Regions from separate parts of the Homo sapiens genome. Here regions 2 and 3 are each linked to region 1. The links are chromatin loops, found by intact Hi-C in ENCODE. Cell type or tissue: PC-3. All regions are shown on one strand.

Region 1 (8,000 bases):
ATGATCCAGAATGATCTAAAATAGAAAACAGGTGTGGAATCAAACTCAAGGACATTAGAGATAGCAAAGCTATCAAATAAATAATGTAAAGGTAAGCATGCTAAAAATGTTTTAAATTATAAAAAGAGAATAGACTATAAGATTAATTGACAACATAATTGTCATAGTTGACAAGAAAGACTGAAAAAAAATAATTCTCATATAATTAAAAAATACATAGTAATTTTAATTAGAAACTCAATAGATGATTTAAATAGACAAAGATGAAGAGAGAACATTAGAAAATGGATATAGATCTGTTTGAAGAAATTACCCCTAATAAAGCACAGAAAAATAAAGACATGCAAAAATAAGAAGATTAAGACAAAGAACAAAAAGGTCTAACATATATCAAAATTGAGTTTAATATGAAATAATAGGAGAAAGTGGAGGGAAGGATTAGTAAAGAAGATGTTTGAGTCAGCATGTTCCAAAATTCAGGAAAGATAGCAATGTTTAAATAGAGAAGCTAAAGAGTTCTCAAGAAGGATAAGTTAAAAGAAGCTGAGATAAATGCATTGTAATGAATATACGTAATTCTAAAATCAAGAGAAGATGGTTAAAATAGTTAGAAAGAAAAGATAGCTTTTTCCAAAGGAAAAGCTATAAAACTGTGACTTTCCAACAGAACAAGAGAAGCTGGAAGACAATAGAATTATTTGTTTTCAAGGTGCCAGGAGGAAAAACTGTCATATTTGTATATACTCAAAGTAAGTATCTCAAGAATGAAGATACAATAAAGATATTAACTGACTTACATTGAAGAAATTCCTTAAAAACAAAATTCAGGATACAAAATATGAAAGATAATTGCTTAAAATGTATGAAAAATGTTAAGAAAATATTTGGGCAAATTAAAGCAAACACCAAGTTAATAAAATATAAACAATGTCTAATTTGTAGGGCTAAAGAAAAACAACAAATAAGAATGCTGTGTAACAATTAAGACACTGAAATTAAGATTCTAAGGTTCTTGGATTTTTCATGAGGTAGATAAAGATACATGATTAGGGCCGGCCGCGGTGACTCATGCCTGTAATCCCAGCACTTTGGGAGGCCAAGGCGAACGGATCACGAAGTCAGGAGATCGAGACCATCCTGGCTAACATGGTGAAACCCTGTCTCTACTAAAAATACAAAAAATTAGCCGAGCGTGGTGGTGGGCGCCTGTAGCGCCAGCTACTCGGGGGGCTGAGAAACGAGAATGGCGTGAACCCGGGAGGCGGAGCTTGCAGTGAGCCGAGATCTACGATTAACTTTAGTCTTTTGAAAGTTAGGCAAGCATATAACCACAAAACGAATGTAAATAGTTTCTATAACTTTCAATCTTCTTGGAGACAAAATAGAATGAGGTAATAAAACAAAGCAAACCACACAAAACTCAATTGAAATAAAGCAAGAAAATAAGAAAATGAAAGCATAGAAAAAGCTTAATAAATAGAGGCATTGAAATAAGGTGGCAGAAATAAAATCAAATATACCAACATATTCATATCAATATACTTATATACAATAAATATAAATACATTATTTAGTTAAAAGACCAAAATAATCTGGACTTGTTTATAGAAGACATGTATGAAGTATAAGATAACAAAATGGTTGAAAGCAAAAGGATTGAAAAGATGTGGCAGGAAAATGCTAACCAAAAATCTCATGTGACTATAACATAAGACAGAATATAAATTAAGGTTAAAGCATTATAGGACACAAACATACAACCATACATGCACAGTTTCTATATAATGTCTAGGAGCTAAATTCAACTGGATCATATAACAATTCTAAACTTATTTTTATCTAGCTTAAAGCTATGCAAAACAAAAAGTATGAGAAGAATCAAACAGACACATCTACTGTCGTAGCAGATAATTTGAACATGCTTTTTTAATTAATAAATGAACTAAACAGAAAAATCAGGAACTGTAATGAAGATCTGAGTAAAATAATTACATCAGATAAGGTAACAAGTCTCCAAATCTCACTGATTCCTAATTGGTGAACTACTCTTCTCCAAGCAGTGATTCCAGGGTGCAGCCTTCCTTCTTGTGGCTCCACCACTCTGTCGGTCAGTACTGCTCAACTGGGGGCAATTTTGACCCCTATGGGAAATTTGACAAGACCTGGAGAAAGTTCAGGTTGTCACACTTGGTCTCTATTGACATCTAATATATTGAAGACAGAGATGCTCAAAACATCCACAGAACACTGTTTCCTGTTGAGGCATAGGGCAGCTCCCACAATAAGAATTATCAGGCACCAAATGTCAGTGCTGAGGTTGGAAACCCTGGTCTATAACCTTGGAGTCCTCTATTGGATCTTCCGCATCTGGCCAGCAGATGGGGAAGAATAAGCAACCTCCATTGGGGAAGTTTTTGTGAATCAGATCTAGTGTCCAGAATTCCTTACAATAAATAAAAAAGGACACAAAAATAAAAAAAAAAAGGCATAAGGAATTAAAGTGTATCACTAAAAGTGGCCAGTATATATGAATATGTACCCAAATTCATTAGTAAACAGGAAACTGAAAATTTTAACTACAATGGGTTTTCACCTGACATTCACCAGGCTGACACTGATGACTGAGTATGCCAGTTATGGCAAGGATGTGGAGAAACAGGAATCTCATATATTTTAGTCCAATTGGAAATGTCTGCATCTGATATAGGTATCAATTTAATGTTACCTATTAATGTGAAAATGCACATTCTTTATTACCAAGATTCTCTATTCCTAGATATTGATTGTTTTGGGTAGTGCTTTTCAACATTGCCTGCAGATTAAAATTGCCTGGGAAATGTTTATTAGATGTCGGTGCATGAGTACCACTACCAAAGTTACTAATTCAACTGAGCCCAGAACAGGTCCTCAAGCAACAGATTGTTGAGTGTACAGTTGAAGTTAAAATACACTGCCTTGGGAATTCTCCTCTCCATGTACACAACAGCATCATTTATAATAGCAAATAAGCAAACAAAAACTCTTATATACACAAGCTAGTAACTCCTGTCTATAAAAATTGAAACAGGCAAACACTGTGGTTTAGTCATACAATAAAATATGAATCACAAAAATGAATCCACAGCTAAACCTGCCTCGAATTGAATTTTAAACCATAATGAGATCTTAAAAGACACAAAATTCAACAAAAAATTGTAAAACGCACTGTAAACACATACCATATAGTTCTCTTTTCTCTCTCTATATATGTATATCTGTTTGTTTACATATATATCATTATACACACATGTACAAACATATACACACACAACATAACCTGTAGTAAAAATTGTAATAAAAAGCAATGAAATAACTTCACAATTCAGGATATGGGAATCTTTGGAGGAAAGGAGGGTAAGAGTTTACAGAAAGGCACACTGGGAGCTACAATAGTTCTTTTCATGCATTTTATGTTCTCTTTTTAAGCTGTACTTTGGGCATACGGTGTCATTTTTACTATCGTCCTTTAAATCAAAGATATAACTTATATAAACCCTTATTTTTTATATATTTTGAAATAATTTTAAATAACAAAAAACATAATACCTCAAGAAAGCATTCTACCACATCCTTTTTCAAGTCCTTTTTTAGTCCACACAAGAAAAGAAACCAAACAAAGTGTTTTCAATCCTTTATTGCACCTACCTCTCCCAAGAAGTGGAACGCAGATTAACTTTTTTGTTCCATGGTGAGTTTCTCAGACATAAATTATTTCTCCCCTCAACATGCAAAGGAGAATCTATCTGTCTGTGAGGACTGTATTTACCTGTGATCTTGAAGAGCTAGGTATTTTACTTTGATTTACGGCAACTTTGTTCCTTTCAAAATAGCACCATCCAATCTAGAAGTCAGAATGGGAGGTTGGTAATTAGCCATATTTGGCGTGAAGGTACCTACATAATGATTGCATTTTAACAGGAAGTGTGGGCTGCTTCTCAACCTCGATCTTTCTCATCCATAAAATCACTAAGATCTTCCAGATTTCTAGTCTGTAGCAATGGAAATGTAGCCCCTCTACTCAGCACTCACTAGTTGACAGGGGAATATTGTAATATAAGCCACTCTCCTCACTGAGGCCTGGGATGTATCCTGGTTTTCAAGTAGCTTTATTTGTCCCTTCCTGACCCTGGCTGCCTGAGGAGACAAAGCTTTGGGTACAGACTGACCTTGACTCTTGGAGGACAAGTGAAGCTTGTCTTTTTGACCTCTTTCTGTCTTCCTGAGTGCAAGCAGGCCACATTTCCCATTACTAATTCTATGTTCTCCTCATGAGTAAAATATACAATAAGTCCATCTTTCCCCAAAGGACAAATAAAAAAACAAGGGCTTAAGGACTGCTTTAAAGTATTTGCAGCTATTTTGGAAATGTTCCTCCTCTGAGGCTGAGAAGAGTTCTCTTCAACTTTCAGGATGACTCCTAGATTCTGCATCAAGTCAGCAGTCAGTTACAAGTTTACTGGGTGTGCACACTTGGCAGTATATCTGCATCCCTGCACCTTTTTAGCCCTGTCTCAGGAAAGGCTGCTCAAACCTGACTTCCAAAAAGCCTCCAGAGTGGCAACTGCTATAAAAAGTTTCAAAATCCTCAAATTGGCAGGGTCTAGTCTGGTGACACAGAAATCACCATCTGTGCCTGGCTTTCCTCCTGCATGGAGAAAGGGACTCTCTTTCTCCTCCTCCTTTTTCTTTACCCTATCTTCTGAGCGACGTTAAGTTCTGACAGGGTGGGCTTGGTGACTAGCATGCTACTCACTTTTGTTCCTGCTCTCACGTGTTGAAAATGAACCTGAACCATGCCTCCTAAATCTAAAACCCCTGAGATGGGGGTTCTCTGGGCTGTGGGATCTAATTTAGTTTTAAATTGAGAACTTTTTCCCCAGCCTTCTGGCAGTGTTCTCTGGTTTTTACTACGCCTCAAACCCTAGACTCAGATAGCCAATCACAATTCCTGAAGTTGTTTGCTTGATAAACAATATGTCTTAGTCTTAGTCTGTCCCAGCTGCTATAACAAACTACCATAAACTGAATGGCTTATAAAAAAGGATATTTATTTCTCACAGTTCTGGAGGCTGGGAAGTCCAAGATCAAGGTTCTGGGGGATTCAGTGTCTGGGTAAGGGCCAGTCCCCTTGATCCCAGATGGCACCTTCTCATTACATTCTCACATGGCAAAAGTACAAAGGAGCTTTCTGGAGCATCTTTTATTAAGACACTAATTCCGCATGTCCTTTTATTAGGACAAAGCCCTCATGACCTAATCACCCCGCAAAGGCCCCACCTCCTAATACCATCATGTTGAGGGTTAGGATTTCAACATAAGAATTTGGCGAGAAAAGAAACACTCAGTCCATTGTACACAAATACTTTTTTTTTTTTTTTTGAGACAGAGTCTCACTCTGTCACCAAGGCTGGGGTACAGTGGTACAATCTCAGCTCACTGCAACATCTGCCTCCCAGGCTCAAGCAATTCTCCAGCCTCAGTCTCCCAAGCAGCTGGGATTACAGGCGTGTGCCACCACGCCCAGCTAATTTTTGTATTTTTAGTAGAGATGGGATTTTGCCATGTTGGCCAGGCTGATCTCAAACTCCTCACCTCAGTTAATCTGCCCGCCTCGAGCTCCCAAAGTGTTGGGATTACAAGCGTGAGCCACCATGCCCGGCCAACATTATATTAAAGACTGCCTCTTTAGCACTCATTTCCTAAGTGTTTGTCAATTTTTGGTTTCCAGTGTCTGTTATTGCTGTACCATATTAGTAGTGAATCCTGGCTAAGATTCCAATGCTTTTCTCCTGCTGTGGCATTTTCTTCTGACTTGAAACCATTCATTTCTAGCAAGACATGGCTTGTGCAGAGGTGAAACAGCCTATATAACTGCTTGACAGTACATCCAGGCTTGGGGCATGAGCATGATTATACCCCCAGAGTTTTGGCAATATTGTTCACTACATGTTTGTCCCTCTCCAGGACAGAGATCATTTTTTGAACATTCAAGGTTTCTATCTTTTTCTTTGGTTTTCCTCTCTGTGTTATGTTTGAGACTCACAGAGAAATTAATCTTCTCAGAAGCCTTTTTAAGTTTACATTATTTAGTTGCTTAATTTCCCTGACTCTTCTGTTGCCTATGCTTTACCCGCTCAGGTTTTTTTTTTTAAACTACCTAAACTATACCTTCGAAGTTAATCTCATCATAGTTCACTTTTATTTGCCAAATCAGTAGTAACTTTGGAAATTCCACATACAACCTGCGCACTAATTTTCCAAAAGGTTCACAGATGGCCTAAAATTGAGGTTAGCTTCAAATTCAAGGATTGTAATCAGCACATAGTGCACGTAGGTACGCTGCACAAGCATTCTTAGCAATTCTAGAAACGATACCACATTTAGTAGGTCTAAATCTTACTTCCTAGAAACCTGGTATAAAATAAATTTATTTTATAGAACGAGAAATTACCAGCACATCATGATCATTAGTCTACAGGCAAAGTCTTTATTCCTGTAATATTGTAGGAAACTGTTGACCATATTTTTAAGTGTGAAATCTGCCTCTGACTTCAATAAATTTAAGACACAGTTGATACTTCAAAACAAATAATTTCCTATTTCAAACTATTACCTGTTATATGAATTTGTGAAAGACTACAGACATTCTGCAGCATAGACTATTTTCTCTGGTTATATAAATAAAACAGAACTTGCATGACCTTATATACTTGCTTGACTTTTTTTGTGTTTAGTTACATATCTTTATCAATCCATTAATTTATACATTTAAAGGGTATGTGTGTGCATACCAGATAGAAATATACAGAGATAAACTGTCTGAATTTGTATAGTTGCCTTATAGCAATAGCAGAGGCATATAATACTTAAAAGTTTGGAAAAGTGATGACCACTAGCTAAAATCACATTTCAAACTATATTTAAGTTAACACTACTTAAATAGGTTTCCACAGTACTTTATCCACAGGGTGGGTGAAAATTTAATTTCAAATAATACGGAGGTCCCCTCTTTTTCTTTGGGTTAGGCGATTGGAGCAGCTTACCTGAGGCTCAGAGTAAAGGTGGAAGGGCTTTTAGTCTTTAACCCATGATGGTTGCACACTGTCCACATAGTTAAAACCCATATCCATCTTTCAGTAGTCAGTGGCTTTGTCTCTTCTGTGCAAGACTGGTGCAGGAGAATCTTTTCAAAGGCTGTAACTTTATTTTCTCGTGTGCATTCTCATTCGATGAACCATATCATGGAGCCCTTGATGCTCCTCTGAGTGCTGTGGGGGATAAGGGTGGTAGATGTTGGCACAAGTATCCAATATTCAACGTAACTTACCATTCCCATCCCTTTCTATTATAAGACAATTTCTCTTCAGTTTTGTTGCCCTAAAACAAAAACAAAACAGTACTCTTACACTATCTCTCCTCTGTAGACACTGAATAATCACAGAGTTGTCTCTTTACATGGGATTAGCCTTTTTAGGAAAGCACTTTTTAAAAATCTAGCACTTTCTTTTGTGTCTCTGTAAATGCATTAATTAATCCATTCAAAATGCATTAATTAATCCATTCCACAATAGCTATCAGATACTGTTCTAGGAACTGAAAACACTATAGTAATCAAAACAAAGTCTCTCATGGAATGCACATTTTATCAGAAAGAACTTAAGCATCAAGTAAATGAATATATAAACATATCATATGTCAGGTAATATAAGTGCTATGAAAACGAGTAAAGTGAGTTAGGGTGTTTTGTTGTTAGAGTGAGTAGTGGAAGCTCTTTCTTTTAGGTCAAGAGATCAGGGAAAGTGCTTGTGATAAGGTATTAATATTTGGTCAGAGAGCTGATGATGGGAAGAGTCAAGCCATATGACTATTTCTGGGAGGATATTTTAGCAAAGGGAAGAGTATTTGTAAAGACCCTGAGATAAGTGTGTGATTAATTGATTCCAGAAAGAGCCAGGGCCACT
Region 2 (8,000 bases), 100 kb before region 1:
ATAGTGTATAGACTTTAGTCATTCTCAAATTGTATCTTCCTGTGGACACACCCTATAAAATTGTTAGTTAAGGCAGCTACTTTTAATTGTTCCAGAAGAAGGTATATGAACTTCATATCATTATAAGATTTGAGCTCTTATCTTTTTGGAGCTTTTACAGGGCTTCCTTTGCAACTGTGGACTTTTTGGCAATGTAAAAATAACTAAAAGAAGTAGGTGTTCTACTTATCATCAGTGTGTACCTTGGACATAAAGTGTCAAAAGCTTTTGCCATTTGTCCTTCACTGTCTGGTAGGGTTCATTCTGTAAGAAGGAATCACGTTAATAACATCTGCAGAACAGCTCAAACATATTTTGTTACAAAAGTGATGGTGGGTAAACATAATTTTCAGCCAGTACAAACTCATGGCTGTCTTTTCTAAGTTATGCCAGTGAAGGTAGTTTTATTTATACAAATCTGCTACAGACTTCTACATGACAATAATAATTAAGGGGACTAAATATATAGATCCAGATTCATGCTGTGAGGGATTAGACAAGAGAAACTGAATCAGAACACTGAATAAGTCAATGACCACATGGACACCAATGACTTTTTTGTCCCCTCTGTGGTCTCTTTGGCTTACAGCGTTGAGTAGAGTCATAATTATGCTTTCAAATTTATGTTTTTACACCTATACACAGATTCACTGTTTTGTGATGGTGTTTTGTATCTTACTGCCAGATTAGCTATTATGACCACAAACATATACAAAGCCAATAACAAAAAGAATAATAGAAAAAGACTATCTAGGTTCCTGGCCACTCCCCAGAGATTAGAAGCCAAAATGTAATTAATTAGAGAAGGTGAGATGGACAGTCATTCTAAAGTTAGTTTTGCAAAACCTGAGCCTAGAAGCTATTTGATCACTATCACTAAGTCTTTGAATAGATACCTAACATGGCATAATGAGACACCAAAGATGCCCATATTCAAATCCCCAGAACCTGTGAATATTACCTTACATGGTAAAAAGGGCTTTGTATGTGTGTTTTAGTTAAGGGTATTGAGATGAAAAGATTTTACTGGATTATCCAGGTGGACCCAGTGTAATCACAAGGGTTCTTATAAGAAGGCAAGAGGGTCAGAGTAAGAGAAAGAGATGTGACCATAGAAGCAGAGACTGGAATCAAGCAATTCTGGAACGGGGCCAAGGGCCAAGGAAGGCAGGTAATCTCTAAAAACTGGAAAAGTTAAAAAACTGATTTCCCTTTGGAGTCTTCAGAAGAAATAAGCTGCCAATATCTTGATATTAGACTAATATGACTCATTCAGGAATTCTGAACTCCAGAGCTTTAAGACAAATTAGTGTTGTTTTAAGCTGCTAAATGTGTAGTAATTTGTTAGAGCAACAATTCAACACTAATGCAATGGCCACACAATCTTCAATTACTACTGGCTTAAGTATTAAATGTTCAATCTCATATTTAACAGGTGTTCTCATTCATTTAAATATTTTATTCATCTGAAATTTTTGTATTATCATGAAGAAACAACATTTTTTTTTTTACCCATTTAACAGGCTCTTTTTAAAGACCTACAGTTTGCCAATCTTTGTGTTGGTGCTAAAAAAAAAAGAGCAGTGAAGAAACTTACCTAGATTCTGTTTTTCTTCATAAAGCTTAAGGTTAAATGTACTATACAAAATTGCAGTATTCACTAAGCTTTCTATGTAGATTTGTTGTTTTCCACACATGGCAAACTTTTTGGTAAAGAATATCTCCAAAATACCTACATTTATTTTCAAACTCATTTTTAATTGTAGTTATTAAGGCTGGAATAATTGGAGGAAATTTTAAAACTGACTTAATAGGCTATAGAAAATATCAAGTTTCTTGCTTATAAAAATGTACTAAAAACAGTGCTTGGGATCAGAAGCTTATTCTTTCCAATTTGCTGACATATACCCCTGAATGTGAGAGGAACTCTGGAATACTCATTTGCTACATCTTTTTCATTTTATTTATAGAACAAAGTTCTTCACATCCCTCCACTGGGAGCATGGTCAAGTCCTGAAGTTAAATCATCTGTGTATTGTTTCTTCTAGGCTAACATAACAATTACATAAAACTAGAGAACAACACATCGCCATGTCTTTCTCCAATTGAATTTCTTCAATCCATAATTTTCTCTTATCAAATTAGCATGAATTAATAAATTATCTAATACTTTAAAATAAATTAATAAAGTGAAATAAGAAGGAATATAATTAATCACCATGAGAATATGTAGAGACTAGGAAAATTATTATAAATGTGTTCATGATTACATTTTAATAATTACAAGTAATAGTTGAAAGTGATTGAATATAATTAATAAGAAACAAAATCAAGTGACTAATGGCAATCTAGTATGCTTTAACACTGCAAGAATTCTTTTTTTCTATTTTAAAGGTTTACAATAAAATTGAACTTATGTAATTTACCTAGTGTGAAATTTAATATTAAATAAAACAGAACAGTATGATCCCACAATATATTAACTTTTACATTAAAATAGAGAATGCTATATAATTATAAAATTGAACCATTGTTCTGCTTAATAAAAATGATTTAATTTTAAAAGTAAAAATGGAAGACTAAGTTAAATAAAAAAGATTCTTCAGCAGGAATGCTTTTAAATATCAGAGCCATTTTTACACACACACAAACACACACACACACACTCACATGTGTATGTATATTTAGATCTAATACAGTAACCAAAGGGAAAAAAGCAGTAATAAAACTACAGAAATCTCTCGACTTGGGAAAATTCCTATTTCTATTAAAACAATAGTGTATTACAGTGGAATTTAAATGTAAGTTATCAATTTGTTGCACTTTAATTCCTATAACCTTTAGAAAGTTAAGGGGAAAGAAATGTATGTTTGGGAGTGTCAGGGGAAAAAGGGTTGTTTTCAGATTAAAAACATGAGTGAAATAGTTTACATTGACTTATTGTGGGCACAAAGAAATGATAGTTTTCTGAAGAAGTAGTAACATCAGTGAGCATAGTAAAACTTGCAGAATAGAGAACAGAAGTGATTCAAAGAGTCTCTTCTCAAAAAGCCTTCACAGATGTGCTGTTTAAAATGGTGCACATTTTTATAGGCAGCCTGTTTTAAAGTCAGGCATGATGTAAGAATTAACTGCCTTAATCTGACATGAGTTTTAGTCAATTTAGAACACCAGCTTAATTAGTCCCTTCTTTACTGACATCTCTAAGATTTACTGCCTCTTCTAGAGCCTCAAATATTCAGACTAAATTTTGCTAATCTTACTCATTGACATCTTGTAACTATTTCCTCCTTGGAAAAATTATTTTTTCTTCTATCAATTCAAACTATTGGGCCAAAAATCATTAACTTTGTTGGGCGTTTCTATTATCTAAACTGTTAACTAAATTTCAGCCTTGCTCATAACACTCAATGATTCATGGTAGTCTTTCCCTGCTTAGTATGAGTTTCAAGATGCCCTGGATAGCCCATCTATAATAACAGAATTTTTAAAAACTTTTAATCTCAATTAGGCCAGGTATGGTGGCTCATGCCTGTAACCCCAGCACTTCGGGAGACCAAGGTTGGCAGATCACTTGAGGTCAGTTTGAGACCAACCTGGCAAAGGTGGGGAACCCCATCTCTACCAAAAATACAAAAATTAGCCATGCATGGTGGTGCAGGCCTGTAATCCCAGCAATTTGGGAGACTGACACATGAGAATCACTTGAGGCAGAGGTTGCAGTCAGTTGGATTGCAGCCTCTGCACTCAAGCATGGGTGACAAAGCAAGACTCTGTCTCAAATAAATAAACAATGAAAAAAATCCAGAATTGACTGCCCACTACATTAGCTCTAATTAGGCACATTCTCTTGCAGTACAATTTGTTTTATATTTCTTGAAATTATGAGAAATCATTGGAAAATCCTCAATATGTAATGTGATAATTCTGATCATTACACGTAATAAATTTTCCTCTCACGGGCAACAGATGGGATGAATTGACTGTGACGATAACGCATTGTTCTCAAGTGAAGTATGCCAAAATATCTGCCAGTTCTTCAATCTGTCATACATCTATAAATACTGTGTAATACCATTCAGGAACAAACATTAAGTATGACAGTGAAGTAATAAGAATCTAAAGCACTACAAATTCCTTCCTTAAATCCTTTTGCCAAAAAATCCTACTGTCTTTTTGTTTCTATTTTATTATTATTTATAGGAAATGACTTATTCATTAACATAACAAGGGTAATAGACGCTCACTACTGGGCCACTATATCTAGCATGAGAAAAGTTACAAAAAGAGTCTGAACAGCACTTCTTTACTCCCACCCAGCCACCACCCTCCACACACACACACACACACACACACACACACACACACTCACACATACTTTCAGGAAGATTTCATCATGTCTGCAGATGTTCTGTGAGAAAGAACATCTATTTTATGTTTATCTTAGTATTTCTCAGATTGCATATTACAGGAATTTGCACATACTTGGTACTCAATAAATACTGTGTAATACCATTCAGGAACAAACATTAAGTATGACAATGAAGCAATAAGAATGATTTTTAGATTTTAAGTTTGCATTTGAATTACAGAAATAACTCATGCCTGTTATCAACAAAAACATAAAAAGCATAAAATACAATAAAAATAACTCCTTTTTAAGGTAACAAAATACTTTACAAGACAATTTCCAAGTCAGAAAATCCTTCAAAAGATTTTTCAAAATCATCATGGCAAAATTTAAATAGTATAAATCATGCGTAATATGACAATTAAATTTAATCAGCATCGGCCAGGTGCAGTGGCTCACACCTGTAATCCCAGCACTTAGGGAGGCCAAGGTGTGAGGATCATGAGGTCAGGAGTTGAGACCAGCCTAGCCAACATGGTGAAACCCCACGTTTACTAAAAAAACAAAAACAAAAACAATACGAAAATTAGCTGGGCATGGTGGTGCACACCTGTAATCCCAGCTACTCTGGAGTCTGAGGCAGGAGAATCGCTTAAACCTGGAAAGTGATGGTTGCAGTGAGCCAAGATCGCACGACTACACTCCAGCCTGAGTGGCAGAGCAAGACTCCTTCTCAGGGGGAAAAAAAAAAAAATTAACCAGCATCAGCAAAGTTTAATGTAATGACTACTATGCAACAGGCACTCTTCTTTTTAATAGGGATACAAAGAAGATTATGTTTGAAAATGTGAATCTCACAAGGTGATGAGAGAGTCAGACTCCATGATAAATGGTGTTATAGGCAGATACACAAACTGCTATGATAAGCTAAGTAAACCAATAAACACAGCTGTTTCACTGTTGTGTTTAGAATGACTTTTTTTTATCATTAGTGGTTCTTTTTCAGAAATATTCCCATATTCTACTTTGTGTTTCTCTAAATATTTATCTAAAATTGAAACTATAGCTCAAGGATAACAACCTTCTAATCTATACTGCTTCATGGTCCAGCCTTTGTCCTCAACCAGGACTTGTGAAAAAATAAATACTCCAACATGAAACACAATCGTTTTGCTAAGAACTTAATGGATCCACAAGAAAAATATGAAGACCGGGCTGTCAGAAGGACATCTTAACATGGCAATACCACTGTCTTAGTAACAGATTCAGTAACATAAGGGATTTATGAGATACCTAGCACAGAAGGGAATAAATTGTGCTAAAGCAGAGTAAAAATATGCAAAAATAACAAAAATAATTAACAAGTAGAGAAATTACTACAGATTACAAATATAAAGGAATATGTCACACAATAGCAATATTGCCCCTTCAGGTTATTAGGTACCATTTAGTAAGAACTAATTATATATACTCATTGGTAACGTATTAAAGTAACAGAATATCCTCGAAGTTTATCTTGTTTTGATGGATGCCATTTCTATTACCCAGAGTTGACCAAATTGTAAAAGCTAATCAAAATGACTAAGAAAGTAATGACTACTTATTGATAATTAAACTTGGTTCAGTTATTCATTTGATGAATAGTCACTGAAAACCAACTGTGTGCCAGGCACCATTAGCTAGGTGATTCTTGTGAAATGAACAAAATTAAGTACCTGCCATCACGGAGCACACATCCTAGTGGCAAGAAGATAATAGACAATACGTTACAGAGAAAAAATAAAGCAGAAAAAGGGATGGAAAGTAGCTGGCAAGGATGTGAAATAGGGTCATCATCTTGGAAGGAAATGATAGTTTAGACCATTGGGGAGCAGTGGAGATAAGGAAAAGTGATATAAATCTGCAACAATATTTAAGGTAGATCTAATAGGATGCTATAGCTGTATAATAAACACAGAGAGAAAAGCCAAAGATGATGCCCACGTACTACATCAAGCTATTAAAATAGTGGAACTGCCCTTTACAAGGAAAATAAAGACTAGGAAGAGGATGAACGAGGTCAGAAGTTTGGGATTAGTCTTATTTTAGTTTTGAGATGCCTAGCAGACATTCAATTAGAAAATTTATTTCACATGTGGATATATGAGCTTAACATTGAGAGTGGATATAAATGTTAGGAGTTCTCAGCATATAGCTGTGAGATTGCATGAAATCACCTAGAAAGTACTTATGAACTGAGTCCTGAGCCATAGTGATACTTTGAGATCTGGGAGATGAAAGGAACCGGAAAAAGAGACTAGTGAATTGCATTCTAAAATAGGTTTTAGAAAACATTGTAGCATATATACAGGTTTTAGAAAGCCAGCTACATTATTCTTAACCACTCAACAAAGTCAAGATTCTTAAAGAGCAAAGAGTTGACTCAGAGGAGGATCAGGGGGCCAAATCTATCACTCTCTTCAATCCTAAGGACAATGTTTAATAAGATCCTTGGAGAGTTTATGTGTGTCCTCTGGACTGACATAAAAAACTGATGTTTTACTTCCATATTGTAGGAGTAGTTAATAAAAAGCAGCTGGACTAGCTGTTCTTACCACAGATCAAAAGAACAGTAGCTCTTTTGGGGGCCCTCAACTTGAAAATATTTTGTGCAACAAGGGCTTATGAATGTTTCCCATGGACTTGAAGTGACCATTCATATTAGAGAAAAGTTGTGTTTCTCAAGCCTGTCAAAGGAGATTTTATGGGGAGGCATAAGACTTGATAGAAAGAAGCAGAGTTATCACCAAAATACTAGGACAATAGAGGCAGTAACAAATAAAATAGAAACTCAACCCTTATTTAGTGAATAGTGGATGAGAGATCCTTCTTGATTGGGTAGTTGGGGGGGAGTCCTTCAAAACTCTCTATAAGAAAAATAATTCTTGGGATAATGAATTAATGTCAAACTCCTGCCAAGACAATGCTGGATCACTCTGTACTTGTCAAGTGTTTGTCTTCTTTATTCTCTCCTTCCTCTCTTTCCTTCCCAAGTTTCCAGACATGAAGGGGTCACAAACAGAAGTTAGGAAGGTTGAGGAGTGAGAGTGCAGGAGGACCTTAAATGACGGAAAAAAATAGAAGGTGATCAGCTCTCGGCATTGAACTGCTGCTTCTTACCTATAGCAGGGTGAACCCATGGGTTGCAAAAGACTCAGCTTTAAGTCAATTTTAGAATTTTGATTATGACCTAAGATTGAACATTTCAGTTAATAAGGTGAGATTAATGTTGTGGCTTGAAAGAATTATAGACTTGTTTTCTAAGAGAGAGATAACAGAATTCATAGGACCGGCTTGAGGTGTCATCTGGACACAATGGAAGAACTAGCTCCACTGTATGAATTAAGGGCAGAGTGAAAGGCCATCACAAATTTCTTTTAAAAAAATCTTTATTCAATGAGAAAACTTTTGGCCTTTATTCAACAAGTAAATATTTGATTTTGGATTTTTTTACTTAGCATATCTATGATCTCTGTGTCAGTATTATAAAAATTTAATAAGCTTTTACTTAACATAGTCCTTAATAAACATTTTAAATAGGAAGAGACCAAAGATAAAACCTTGTAAGATG
Region 3 (8,000 bases), 76 kb after region 1:
TTCCAGGGGTCCTTGGTAGAAGTTGTGAGTCGAGCTCATTTGGGGTTCCATTTGTAAGACCATCTGTAGCTTGATGGCCTCAATCCTGGAGGAAACAAATTTGACAAGGAGGTTAAAAATAAAGGGCTGGAAGGCGAGTAATCACAAGATGGCTGTCATGGGACCTAGAAAGGGGAGAAGCCATGTCGCCCAACTCCAGAGGTTGGTATCAGAGTTTGAAAGGCGTTGTCTGATTTCAGAAGCCTTTTCCTGTAAACACTGGGCAAAATCTCATACTATCCCTGATCAGTTAGTGTAAAAACAACATTCTTCCCCTAAGAAGGTGCAAAGTCCTCCTTTCTCAGCAGTGAGGAGGTCTAGGCCTCAGCAGTTTTGGAGAGTCACTGCTGCCAAAGAGTCTATTTGGGATGTGGTGATTGGTGCATTTTACAAACCTCTTGCAAGCTACAGAGTGCTGATTGGTGAATTTTACAATTAACTTGTAAGACAGAAAAGTTCTCCAAGTCCCCACTTGACTCAGGAAGTCCAGCTGGCTTCACCTCTCACCCACAGCCGCCCTTCCCCCAGGTGCTCTGTCCCAGGTAGTTGGGAGTTTTATCTATTAGCATCTTACTGGAGTTACTGCCTTTCTTTCAGAGATACCCACCCAGAGAGGAAGAATCTAGAGAGGCAGTCTGGCTACAGCGGATTTGCTGAACTGCAGTGGGCTCTACCCAGTTTGAACTTACCAGAGGCTTTGTTTAAACTGTGAGGGGAAAACCGCGTACTCAAGCCTCAGTAATGGTGGACACCCCGCCCCCCACCAAGCTCGATCACCCCAGGTCAACTTCAGACTGTTGTGCTGGCAGCAAGAATTCAAGCCAGTGGACCTTAGCTTTCTGGGCTCCATGGGGGTAGTATCCACTGAGCAACACCACTTGGCTCCCTGGCTTCAGTCCCCTTTCCAGGGGAGTGAATGGTTCTGTCTTGCTGGCATTTCAGGTGGCACTGGGGTATGAAAAAAAAAAAAATCTCCTGCAGCTAGCTCGTTGTCTGCCCAAATGGCCGCCCAGTTTTGTGCTTGAAACCCAGGGCCCTGGTGGCATAGGAACCTGAGGGAATCTCCTAGTCTGTGGGTTGTGATGACAATGGGAAAAGTGTAATATCTGGGCTGGAGTGCACTCTCCCTCACGGCAGGATTCCTCATGGCTTCCCTTGGCTAGGAGAGGGAGGTCCTCAACGTCTACCACTTCCCAGGTGAGGTGACTCCCCACCCTGCTTTGGCTCTCCCTCCGTGGCCTGCACCCACTGTCTTACCAGTCCCAGTGAGATGAGCCAGGTACCTCAGTTGGAAATGCAGAAATCACCTGCCTTCTGTGTTGATCTCACTGGGAGCTGCAGACTGGAGCTGTTCCTATTCTGCCATCTTGCCAGCCTCTCCTCATAGTAATTTTTTCATTTTACTAATTCATAGGATTCAGGAGCAAATAGAAGTAAGAAAAAGTTTTCACTCTTTCCAAAGGAGAGGGATTTAAAAATTTTTCTTTTAATATATAAAATCAACAAATCAGGACATGAAAACAAATGAGCATGGCAGAGTTATAGATATGTTTACATATTTCTGAACATATAAGAAGAGAGTCATCCTGCAAATTTTTATCATTTTATCAATCCATTAATTAATATGCTGCAATACTATTTTCTCTTCTTTTTCAACTGCATGCCCTCTTCTAACTTAACAATCAGACAGAGACAAGTTGATGAAATAAAAACCACATCTGTTATTTTATTTACAATCATTTAATATAAGAAATCAATTAAATACATTTTAAAGAATATTTTTTAAGTAACACTGAGGTAATAAAAATCTCCTAAGTTCAGAAAGCATTTACCATCACCGAAGGGGTGGGGGAACAAAGGGAAAGAATTGGTGCTGTTAGAACCAAGGAGTCTAGAAGACGATCAGAAGATCCACAAATGTGAGACATAGGCCCTTGAAAAGGTCTATGCCTGGTTTGTGCTGTTACTCTTTGAAGGGCACACAATGAGGCTAGTTCTGGAAGTGTGAAAGTAAGAGAGCAATAAGGGAACTAACTGCTGCTGCCAAGAGGCAAGGTCATTACTAGTTTTCCAGTTTCCCTTTAGCTGGAACCCTTATTGATAAACTGTAACAGGGAGTCCCTTGGGAAAGAGAAAACATAATTGCCAAAAAGCATAGCCCCTGTATTACAAAGCATAGAATAAAGTGAGGGTCTCTATATGTGAGATAATAGCTTAATAACTAACAAACTCTCTTCCCAACTGAACAGGGCAAAATATGGCTGATATAAATATATATAATTCCAAGCAAAATGATACTTGCCTAAACCTTTAACAAACTTTAACCAGTTATAGATCTGAATATAGCCTAAATATAGATACATAATTTGCAATTACTTTCAAAAACTAGTCAAATGTCAATCATTTCCCATGACTAATGTAAATGTATAGTGGACTTACTTTTATACCTGGCTTTGTTGTATATAAAGTGTACCATTTAGATCACTTATAAATTTTTTGCCCTGAAAGTTTTCTGATGGGGAAAACGTGATTTACAAATGCTTTCCATGTTTTTATACAGGTATCATGTGGACCAAATTAGAAAATACATACTAAAAAGTTTTGATATTTACAAAACGTACATTAAAAAGTGGGCAAATGTTATTACCTTTAAAAGCCATACAAATGTTTAGGCAGAAGATAGCAATGTAAACAAAGGCATTTGGCTTTCTTACCATTCTGTTCCTGGATTTCATTCAGAGAAATCTCTTGTGCAAAAGGTCTGTAATCTCAGTGCTAAAACTTACCAAAGATGTCTGCTGGGTCCACTGCAGGTGGGAAACCTCCAAGGGGTGATCTACAAGCATACAGCTGGAGAAAGTACAGCATCCATGATGGTACAATTCAGTAATTCTTACCATTTTAGAGGAAAAGACACTTTAAGCAAAGCAAATATGTTGGGTAGAGAGAAACAACTAATTTACCACTTTCTCTGCTAAGGATCAGTAGAAATTGAAAGCAGTAGCAAAAAATGCTTTGAAACTGGTTTCATGGTTAGAGCCAAGAGAATATCCACAGTATGGAAAGAACTTAGAATGTAGGTCAGTGCCAGCTTGCATCTGGTGGTTGGGCTGGGCAGAAAGGAAATGGTATTCATGAAGCTGGCTTTTTGTTCAAGAGCTTCATGGAACCTATAGAAAACCTGATGCAGAAATTAAGTTACCCTGAGGTGTAGCCTTTGATAACATCAAAAATCTAGTTCTAGACACTTTTCTCCCAGGAAGTTGAATTACTGAGGTAAAAAAGTAGTTATTTTTTACAGTAGCTTCTCTTTTGATTAAAATATGAGAAGACAGCACTTTGGGAGGCCTAGGCAGGCGGATCATGAGGTCAGGAGATCGAGACCATCCTGGCCAACATGGTGAAACCCTATCTCTACTAAAAATACAAAAATTAGCTGAGCGTGGTGGCACATGCCTGTAATCTCAGCTATTCGGGAGGCTGAGGCAGGAGAATCGCTTGAACCAGGGAGGCAGAGGTTGCAGTGAGCGGAGATCACACCACTGCACTTCAGCCTGGCAACAGAGACTCTGTCTCAAAAACAAAATAAATAAATAAATATGAGAAGAACATACTGAAAGAATAATTTGTATAATGAACAAAACCATGATATAAAGATATAATGAACCATCATTTTTGCTTGTTTGCTAACAGAGATCACAGGGAAATTATCCTCATTCCCAGAGTGAAGGAATTATGTTAAACTCCCAATCTAAAAACCCCAAACCAAGCAATAACAATAACAACAACTACCATCACAACAAAAATGTGCAACTATGAAACTATATGTAATTTAGTTCTCAAGATTCAATAAATGTATATTTTGAAAAAATACAAGAAGAAAATTTAAAATCTATAAATGACAATTTTAAAAATAGATATTAAGAAATCAAGAGGATTTTTCTTTCTGATGAAGATGAAGTAACGAGGACTGAAATCACCTTTCCACTAGACACAAAAAACCTCCCTTAGCTCTCCTCCACCTTATTCAGATAAGCTTTTCAAAGCCAAGACATGTTAAAAAGGTTTAAAGAGGAAAAACTATAAAAATTATAAACTATAAAATATAAAATTAAAAACTATAAAAAGGGCAAGGTTTTAGCCTGTTAACTTCCTTTAAAATTCAAGAGGGGGAAAATTGTTAAGTTCTGAGCTCTTCCTCAGAGAACAATATGTCAGTATGTTCAGCTTCCCTCTTCTTTGTTCTCCATTTTAAAGTTTAACTTCCTCGTTCTTTATGTCTCCTTGCCCCTAGTTTTAGTAAACAACCCCCTCCTAGCTTCTATCACCTGCTCTGTCCTTAGTCATCCTTAGTCACCAGCTCTGTAACCACCCTTCCTGCCAAAACTACTCACTCCACCGCTCTGGCTCATACCCCTTCTCTCTTTAAAGTAGCCAACTGGAATTAGCTTAGACTGTGCAGTCCAACCCTAGCTAACAGGGGAAAGACACAGCAGTAGGAACTAGCTGCATCAGGAATAAGAACCCCATCCCCTCCCTTGTCCAGTGTGCTCTCACCATTGCTCCATCTGTGAGATGCACTCTCCTATAGAAGAAAATTGCCTTGCTGAGAAAACTTTGCCTGAGTGCTATTTTCACTTTGTGGCATCAAGCATTTACTTCCAATGTCAATTCTACCCAAACTGACCTATAGATGTAATATATCCCAATAAAAATGTCACCAGGATTTTTGTAGAAATTGATAATCTGATTTTAAAATTCACATGCAAATGCAAAGGAACTGGAATAGACAACATGACTTTCAAAAAGAATAAAGTTAGAAGTCTAATGCTGCCTGATTTTTACTTATTATAAAGCTACCATTACTAAAACAATGTGGCATTGGCATAAAGCTAGTGACCTAGAACAATGAACACAATAGAGAGTCCAGAAATAGACACACTTATATGTGGGCAATTTATTTTTTACAAAGGTGCAGGGGAAAGTCAGTGGAGAAATGATAGTTGTTTCAACCAATTATTATAAAATAATTGGATATCTCCATACCAAAAAGAAAATAAAAAGAAAATGAAAGTTGTAAAGAGGCTAACACAAAATAGAACTTATACCCATAATGAAACCTAGAAATATAGAATGACTAGAAGACAACATAAGAGAGTATCTTTATAACCTTGGTTTTGGTAAAGACTTCTTAAATAGAACAGCACAAAATAAAAAATCACATATTATTGCTTCCTCAAAATTAGAAATATCTGTTCACAAAACACACTGTAAAATAATAGACTATCATAGACTGGGTAAGAAAATTTTTGTGAAATGTATCTGATAAAGGACTTATACCATGTATAAAGAACTCAGAAATTAAAAGAAAAAGATTATCCAACAAAAATGGGAAAAAACATTTGTTTGGATACTTTACAAAAGAGAACATATGAATGGCAAATAAGCAATTAAAAGATGTTACACATTATTTAAAATGATCATAATCTTATGTTACTTTGTGAAATAATGTGGTTAGATTTTGCAGCAAATCATTAAGCATTACCAATTCAGTGGAGAGATAAGCTTAGAACCAGAAGTGAATAGAAATTTCCAAAAATCCTAGAAGCTGAATTTTCAGAGGATAAAGAAGGAAGAGATTTGAGCCAATCTTTTTTAATCTTTTCTATGTCTTAAAGTCAGGAGAACCCACTGTAAACTAGATTATATGGTTTAGATACAGAAAAAAATGTATAAGAATGATTGGCTGTGGTTAGCTCTATAGGACGTGATTATGATTGACATATATACCATCATATTTTCACTTCTCTATATATCTCATTTATCACAATGAAACTATATTATTTAATAATTAAAGATAATAAATTTAATAATTTAAGATGCCTTTTAAATATTCCTAATTATAAAAATACATTCCTATCAAACCAAAAAAAGCATATTAAATTATCTAACCCCATTTTGGAGACTGAAGTCACTGATAATAAAATCTTAAAATATGTATGAACACACATAAAAACCTGAGGGCAATTTTATTTTCTACCCTGTCACTAGACATAAAGAAAGTAGCACCATTCAAACAATATCACTAGTTACTTTGCCTTTTATTAACAATAGGAACTTATGAGATTGATAGAATGCCAAACCACAGGTGAAGGGCGCAATCAGTCTCAGTAGACATTTATCAGGAGTACATTGCAAAGCAATTAAGATTACTATTTAAATTGGTGCAGTTCATCTCCTTGGAATGAAAGGGCACATTGAGAATACAAGGGCCACACCCAGTTTATAAGTGTTCTTAAGGCAAGTCAGAACTAGCACACATTGAAGGGATGAATAGTAAATGGACAAACTACTCAGCAATACCTGATGAAGAAAGACTGAATGAAAAAAAGTATTAGGGCTATTTAAAAATCAAATTTACATCAATTTTAAAAATGGAATCTTTGCACTACAAAGAACAGGTTTATTTAAAAACTTTTAATATGTTTTCCTTTGATTTGATTAATTGAATATACTTAAAAGAGTTCACAAAGACAAAGTAGGGATTTTGATTGTCATTCAATAAAAAAAAAAAGAATCCTCATTTCAAATTTGCAGACTCCTGGTATGCAGAAGATCTGCCAAGACTTCTTGATAAAATGTCATCATAGTTCAGTCACAAAAGAAGAATAAGCACTAAGCAGAGCAAGCTTCATCGTTATGTTACCTGTGCAGTTACACAGAATCCTGAGTTTAGCAGGACCCACACTTGGTTTAATGCTCTGCTATATTGTCTTGAAATTCTTAATATTTTCTGTATAAGGCCTATATTTTTATTTGTACTGGGTCCCTAAAATTATCTATCCCATTCTTAGAGTCACAATAACTAAAGTGAGGAGATGAGGAGGAAAAGGATTCCAAGCAGAACAGAAAATGGGCTAAAATCAGAAATTCCTGTAGCACATGACTTCATAAAAAATGAAAATAGCACTGTATTCTTACAGATCAAAAGGAAAAAATTGCATTTGGCAAGGCCTGTGCACTAATGAAAAAGTCAAATTATTAAGTTCCTTTTTAGGCCAAATTACAGATACTGTTTCAGTTCAAGAACTCCAGAAAGCAGATGCCAAGATATAATTAGAAATGTAAAAGATTTATTGCCAAAAATGCCAGCAAAACTTTATAGTAGTTAGGGAAAACCTTCATACCATAATGCAAGGCTGACATTTGAGGGAAGAAAGGGAGATTGTTTAAGAAGAGTTGAAGAGTGTTGTACAGCACCAGTGAAGTCTTACCCAGGCTGCCCACTACAGGAGTCCTGTATTGGTTACTAATAGTCCAGTTCTAGAACTTTTCCACTGTGCTCAGTCATTGGCTGGCAGCAGCTTGGAGAGTGACTCATCTTGGTGTGGGCCCTGAGGAAAATCCTACAAATACATATTGACAGCTAATGTTACCCCTGACAAGTTCTCTCCTGAAAAGAGATTTGAGTACAGTTTTAGAGGTTTCAAATCGGCCTTGTTAAATCAAGTTTAGCCTAAAGCTGTCTCCTTTTATATTTTAAGTTTGGCCTAAAGGTTTTGTTATGGGCAGGTCTTTGTTGTTAGAGCTTCCAAGATGGTGGCAAGCCTTTTGTTCTCAACCTGGGGTTCTTGGACTCACGGATTCCAAGGAATGGAAATGTGGGCCATGCGGTGAGTGTTACAGCTCTATTAGAAGCTGTGGGTCACGGAAGAGAACCGTGGAACCCAGTGACCAGTGTTCAGCTTGATTAGGACGAACCTGGGCACTTAGCCATGCAGGAACAATGGTGAGCCTTTAGCCTGATCGGGAGCGGCAATGGGCGCCTCACTGGATCAGAAATGCAGCAGACACTTTGCCGGATCCAGAGGGGTGGAAGTCAGTGGCAGGTCTGCGATGGCGGCAAACAGCAGTGGTGGACAATGAGCAAAAGCTCAACTCAAGCCATAACAAACACAGAC

Evidence for each region. A loop is a pair of places that touch in the nucleus more often than their neighbours do. Peaks named below come from ENCODE experiments on the same cell type or tissue, not always from the same donor. Only the 100,000 strongest peaks of a DNase experiment are listed, where the experiment ranks them.
Region 2: a loop joins it to region 1, with 6 times the contacts of the local background. A loop is called at or near these places in 1 of 110 quality-filtered maps.
Region 3: a loop joins it to region 1, with 5 times the contacts of the local background. A loop is called at or near these places in 1 of 110 quality-filtered maps.

What each region holds. Positions count from the first base shown.
Region 1 is chr12:87,345,240-87,353,239 of GRCh38, forward strand. LOC107984478 (a long non-coding RNA gene) reads right to left here. Exons shown (of 3, transcript XR_001749242.3): 2 at 7,083-7,307. Among named protein-coding and RNA genes, the nearest start is that of LINC02258, 420 kb to the right of the region's middle. In PC-3, no CTCF peak of the experiment used is centred here; a DNase peak (open chromatin) is centred at 3,022; H3K4me3 peaks cover 272 bases; H3K27ac peaks cover 2,004 bases.
Region 2 is chr12:87,243,709-87,251,708 of GRCh38, forward strand. No RefSeq gene overlaps it. Among named protein-coding and RNA genes, the nearest start is that of MIR3059, 500 kb to the left of the region's middle. In PC-3, no CTCF peak of the experiment used is centred here; no DNase peak of the experiment used is centred here; H3K27ac peaks cover 1,491 bases.
Region 3 is chr12:87,421,709-87,429,708 of GRCh38, forward strand. LOC105369880 (a long non-coding RNA gene) reads left to right here and starts at 7,444. Exons shown (of 3, transcript XR_945160.2): 1 at 7,444-7,712. RefSeq lists an enhancer at 1-881. In PC-3, no CTCF peak of the experiment used is centred here; DNase peaks (open chromatin) are centred at 4,413 and 6,263; H3K27ac peaks cover 2,781 bases.